Linked DNA regions of Mus musculus: region 1 is linked to region 2. A link is a contact called in ENCODE Hi-C or POLR2A ChIA-PET data. All regions are on one chromosome and are shown on one strand. Each heading gives the region's core, a stretch centred on a gene start or an enhancer-like site at or near the end of the contact. The rest is flanking DNA. Distances are from core to core; before and after follow the strand shown. Region 1 holds the start of Cgas (cyclic GMP-AMP synthase). Region 2 holds the start of Ddx43 (DEAD box helicase 43).

Region 1 (2,700 bases), core at 55-2,554, 47 kb after region 2:
TCTAATAAACCTGCCTTAATATATTTTAATTTGGCTTGAATTGGCTCATTTCACTAGCAGAGAATAGCTATCACCATCATCTTCAGGAACTCAGCCGGGCCTACTCTCCGAAGAGCATTAGAGGTAGGCTTGTAGATGACGTTCGCTCATAGGGGGTGCGACAATGTCAACGGACCCTCACTTGAGTACCCAGCCACCTCTCCCAATTAGTTGTATACAATTCTGCCCTAATTGCAGGCGGTCCCAAAGTCTCAGGGATGGACTAGATTCAATCTAGAGGCTATAGTTGGGGAAGGATTAATAAAGATGACTCCCCTGCGACTACTTTAAGGTCACCTGTCCCATCCCTCCAAAGCAAACTAACTAGCTATCAATATTGCTTGCTGTGAGCTAACTGGATGAATTAAAAAAAAAAAAAAAAGACTGGGGTGTTCCAAGGGAGGGGGGCCCTAAGAGTGTGGGACCCCCAAACAGCTGAGGAGGCAAGTGAGGAGTGGGGCCGGAGCCCCTCCAGCAGGTCTTGACGCTCACCTTCACATGTTCATAGTAGCTGCCAGTGTTCAGCTGCTCCACACCTTTGAACTCCGACTCCCGTTTCTGCATTCTGCGCAGCAGGCGTTCCACAACTTTATTCACCGTCTCGGCCGCCTCCGAGATATCTTTGCGTTTCAATCTCAATTTGTCCAGCACCTTCTTTAGCTTGTCCGGTTCCTTCCTGGACCCTCGCGGCGCTCTGGGCTGCCCGGTGGAGCGCGCGCCCCTTCTGTGGCTAGGTCCCCTTACGACTTTCCGCGCCTCGGGATCCGCGGGCGGCTGGGGCTCCCGTACGGCGGGCAGCTCCGGATCCAGGATGGCCTGCTGCTGGGGCACCCGGACGGCAGGCCGCGCGGTGGCTCCTGCCGCGTCCATGGCCGAGGGCTGTGCATCTTTGGTGAGCTCAGTGGCCCTTGCTGGATGCACTCGGGGCCCTGGGGCACGTGGCTTCTCCGTGGTGTCCCCGTCACGCTCCGCCCGCCGCGATCGAGCCCCCCTTTGCGGGCCGCAGCTTTCCGCGTGGGCCCTGGTCCTGCTGGGCTGCGTCGGGGCGCGCTTCGCGGACGGCTTCTTAGCGCGTGGCGCCGTCGTCCTTCTACGCGGATCTTCCATATCTGCCGCTCTTCGGTCCGGGAAAGAATAAATCGACTTCGAAGAAAGGCCGCGAAAAGGGGAACTCTCAGTGGCCGCTGGAAATGAAACTTAAATATATGGCGGGAACGTAGCCGGTCAGTATCCGCCGCGAGCAGGCGCAGGAGCACGCGTGAAGTCAGCGCCAGGAAGAGGCGGTCCAAGAGATGCGAACTTTTTCACCAGTGGGGACCAGCAGAGCCACTAGCTGGGGAACCACCCACTGAGCCACTGGCCGGGAAACCTCTCCTTTACCGCACAGACGCGGAAACCACTGACAGCTCAGATGGCTAGATTTGCCGCCTACCACCAAGATGTGTTTCAGGACACTACTGTCTCTCGTACATTTGTAGTTGATAAACAACTTTTTTATGTAAACTTTTTTGTTGTTTTTTGTTTTTTTTGTTTTTCGAGACAGGGTTTCTCTGTGTAGCCCTGGCTGTCCTGGGACTCACTGTAAACCAGGCTGGCGTCGAACTCAGAAATCCGCCTGCCTCTGCCTCCCAAGTGCTGGGATTAAAGGCGTGCGTCACCTCGCCCGGTTTATGTAAACTTTAAATCAAAATTTACTGTTCTTGTTAATGAGAAATAGAAACTCACTGAACCTTTTCAAGTTAGATTTAACTGCTTGGAATTAGTATTTCAACTTATCTTTCTAAAAAGCACACCGACTCTTAAAGAACATATTCAAAGTGCCTGTGTGAGTTTCATGAGCAGCACGGTGTAAGCCATCCTGATTTGGCTGCTGAGATTCCGTAGTCCTTTAATGCAGACTTTCAGAAAGCGATTTCTAAAGTCGGTCTCGTCAACAGTGGCTGCTTCTTTTAAAGTTGTTCTTGGCGGAACTCATTTTGCCTTCCACTGTGCTAACAAAAACAAAAACCTGTCTTCTGAAGATTTACATGGCTCAGAACAACACTTAGTTTTCAACTAACATCAGAATGTTATAATAATAACATTACTATATTCCACACCTTATTATGCAATCCTGTGTGTCCCTTAAAATAAAGCTCAAAAATTGCTGCTCTGTGTAACTTTTTGTAAAGTGTGTGTGTGTGTGTGTGAGTGTGTGTGTGTGTGTGTGTGTGTGTGTGTGTGCGCGCGCGCACGCGCGCGCGTGTGTATGTACCATATATTATGAGATACATGTAGCCTGAATAAAAAGACACCGATCAGTGTGCTGCCATCCTATTGACCCTGCAACTCTCTTCCCTCCTTCCTGTCAATGCCTGTACATGAGTTTTCAAAATGGGAACTTGTCTAACAAGCATTCGCTTTTGAATGGCAAGTAGACACACCTGGGAATGGAAACGCTGCCTACTTTGCAGAAATACACTTGAGCAGGAGACCTCTCTGTGAGGTCTTGCCAGTAGAGTGGCATTCTCCATTATTAGTCTCAGCACTAGGGAAGCAGAGGCAGTAAGCTGGAGATCTACAGAGCTAGTTCTAAAACAGTCAGGGCTATACATCGAAACCCTATCTGGAGGAAAAGAAGAAGAGAAGGGAGGGAGAGGAGGAGGAGGAGGAGGGTGAGGA
Region 2 (2,700 bases), core at 144-2,643:
AGTACAGAAAAGCAGGAAGCTTGCTGTTACCCCACTTTCTCCCTCTCTTCTCCTCTCCCTCCTAGGAGTCGTCACGATTTCCAATTTACCCAGCAGCTTTCCCCTCATGACGGTGGACAGCACCCCTATCATTTCTCCAGAGCAGTACATCGGTTATAGTAGAAGAGACTAAACTAAGAGGTCATTGCTTAAAATCCAGTTCCCAAAACAGCTCAGTATCTGTGGCGGGAAAGTCTGACCTTCTCAGAGGAGGTAGAATATAATTCTTTCTGCTTCTAGTTTCTGGAAAAGGTTCATTACCCAAATGCTAATACCAGACAAAGGCATTGCAAGAAAGCTGCTAAACAAAACCTCTCATGAACAGCCGGGCCCAACAAACACCCAGCGACGTTAGCACATCAAAACCAGCAGTCACTTCTGAAGGCGGTTATCCACCCACTTCAGGATCAGAGTCTGCATGGACATTTAAGATTTGCTCTACTTCTGGCTTCTCCTGGCTCCCCCGTGTCCACACCCCCATTCTATGCTGTTTGGATTACTTTAAATCCTCAAGCACAGTCAAGACATGTTTTGTGATTGGCTTATTTTTTATTTTGCTCGATGTTTCTGTGTAAGTCCAAGATGCTTTGATAGTTTGGTGTTTTATTCACATTCCCCCAGAGAGTATTGTATCAAGAGATACTGTTGCTACATCTGTGTGTCATGAAATTCATCTATAAGCCCAGCACTTGAGTGCCCACTCCCAGGCAGGAGAATTAAGGCTATCTTCAAAGATATTAGTATACATAGTATTATATAATATAATTTGATGTAATTTATTTAACCCAGGATGGACCCAACCTTCCAGTTTTTCCTCAGTGTCTCCTACAAGACATTCAATGCTAAGATTCTGCGTGTCCTCTGTTTGATGGATGGTTGACCTGTGATCTAGTCTGACAATTCGAGGATCCCAATCCCAGCAAAGGATGCTGGAGCTTAGGCCAGGCCTGGAGGACTGTGTCCAGCTCCAAAATCCTTGCAAAGCTGGGTGTGCTTCAGGCAGTGCTATTTTTTTTTTTTTTTAACTTTAGGTATTGGGGAGTGTAGATAGGGTATCCTGCGCTTAGGCAAGCGCTTTCATCGAGTTATTTTAAGATAGAGCCTGAAAGTAATTGTCACGCAGACCCTCCTGCCCCAGATCTCAAGCCTGTACATTAGCCCGTCATGAACCTGAATTTCGAGGCACGGTTGGGATCGTTTCCGTGGCACGGAGACGCACTGTCCTCAAGCTGATGTTCCCAGCCAGACACTAGCCGGGCAAATAGGGGTCCAGGTGGCCGCTCGGTTGCAAGCGCCGATTGGTCAGGCCAGCCAGGCCCCGCCCCCGAAGCGCGGCGGCCAATGAGCGCGCAGAGGACTGGCGGGCGAGCTCGCGGGCGGCAGCGGAGTTTTTCCGACGCCGCGGCCTGTGCAGCTGAGTCTGGAACGACGTGCGACGCGCGGCTCTCCTCAGAGCCATGTCTAGGCGGGAACCCGCAGCCAACGCTTCCTCCTCGGGCGTTGCTCCCCGGCGAAGCTCGACCGGGTCCCGGGGCGCCGACCGGACAGCGACGGAGGAGACGAACCGGAGAGGCCGGGTCGGTAGCAGGGGTGCGGGCGGCGGCTGGAGAGAGCCCGCCGGGGCCGCCGAGGCTACGGCCGCCGGCCGCCGCGAACCGCCGCTCTGCTTCGGGGTGAAGAACGATGTGGTGGGCGCGGTGATAGGTGAGCGCCGGCGGCGCCCAGGCTCGCTGCATGACGGGGCGGCGGCGTCGGGGCTCCAGCAGCGCGGGGGCGCAGTTCTATGGCGGGCCGGGGCGTGTGTGGGAGAGAACCTCCTGGAAGACTCGCGCGGCATCCGCGGTAAAGGTCTTTCCGGTTTCCCGCAGGGGCCAGCAGCTCAGTGCGGAGGTGCAGCCATCACCCTCTAGGTCGTTTTCACACCTAGTGTGCTTTAGTGTCAGGTCAGAGCCGCAGCTTCGTCTCTGCCAGGAGGTTTAACTTGAGGTGAATGTAACTGCGGAGAGCAGTACGCGGGAGTCTTAGATGCGCAATTTTCAACTTTTCTGAGATGCATTTTACAGTGATGGAGATGTTTCCCTCAGTTGGCTTCAATTCTTAGTTTCAGTTATAGGGCTTTTTGGGGGGTGGGTTGGGGTCCGTGAAGTGAATATATTTAGTTCTAAAAGCCTGCTTTGTGGCATTTAATCGTATGTTTTAAGGCTGGTTACTAGAATAGACAAAGATTCCGTTTGCAGGGTCCAAGCTCCCCCGCCCTCCCCACCCCTCCCAATCTGAACAAGAAGCCCAGTATTTGAACGGGAAGCTCACCAGAGAACCAATAGGTTTGCGACAGATATTAGACCCGCTGCAAGAAGCAGTGAAGTCTAGGCATTGGAATACACACGACTCGTTGGTTGTGCATGCTACTGTGTTTGTTTGTTTGTTTGTTTCTTATTCTGGGTATTGAACCCAGTGCATCCCAAATAATTAGGTGCATCCTGAGCTACATCCCTAGCCTTGCAACCTAGATGGTTTATTCCAGTGTGTGTTAAAATATGACAATCTTTATTTTTTCCTCTACTGTTCATCTTCTCCCACCCCACTTCCTTCTTCCCTCTCTTTTTCTTTCTTTGAACTCAGGATTGAACCCAGAGCTTCATAAGAGTTAAGCCTATCTTT

Evidence for each region. Hi-C counts contacts between places; a loop is a spot of excess contacts on that map. ChIA-PET counts read pairs that join two places held with the same protein, here RNA polymerase II (POLR2A).
Region 1: a loop to region 2 is called in a map of left cerebral cortex, with 9 times the contacts of the local background. The contact joins the promoter of Cgas here to the promoter of Ddx43 in region 2. A Hi-C loop is called at or near these places in 2 of 37 maps with a recorded cell type or tissue (both left cerebral cortex). POLR2A ChIA-PET finds 5 or more read pairs at or near these places in 1 of 5 experiments (embryonic stem cell).

Annotation. Positions count from the first base shown.
Region 1 is chr9:78,441,933-78,444,632 of GRCm38, forward strand. It overlaps Cgas (cyclic GMP-AMP synthase), which reads right to left and starts at 1,305. Exons shown (of 5, transcript NM_173386.5): 1 at 532-1,305. The coding sequence starts at 1,146. It also overlaps a transcript of Mto1 not described here.
Region 2 is chr9:78,394,384-78,397,083 of GRCm38, forward strand. Ddx43 (DEAD box helicase 43) reads left to right here and starts at 1,394. Exons shown (of 17, transcript NM_001191044.1): 1 at 1,394-1,743. The coding sequence starts at 1,497.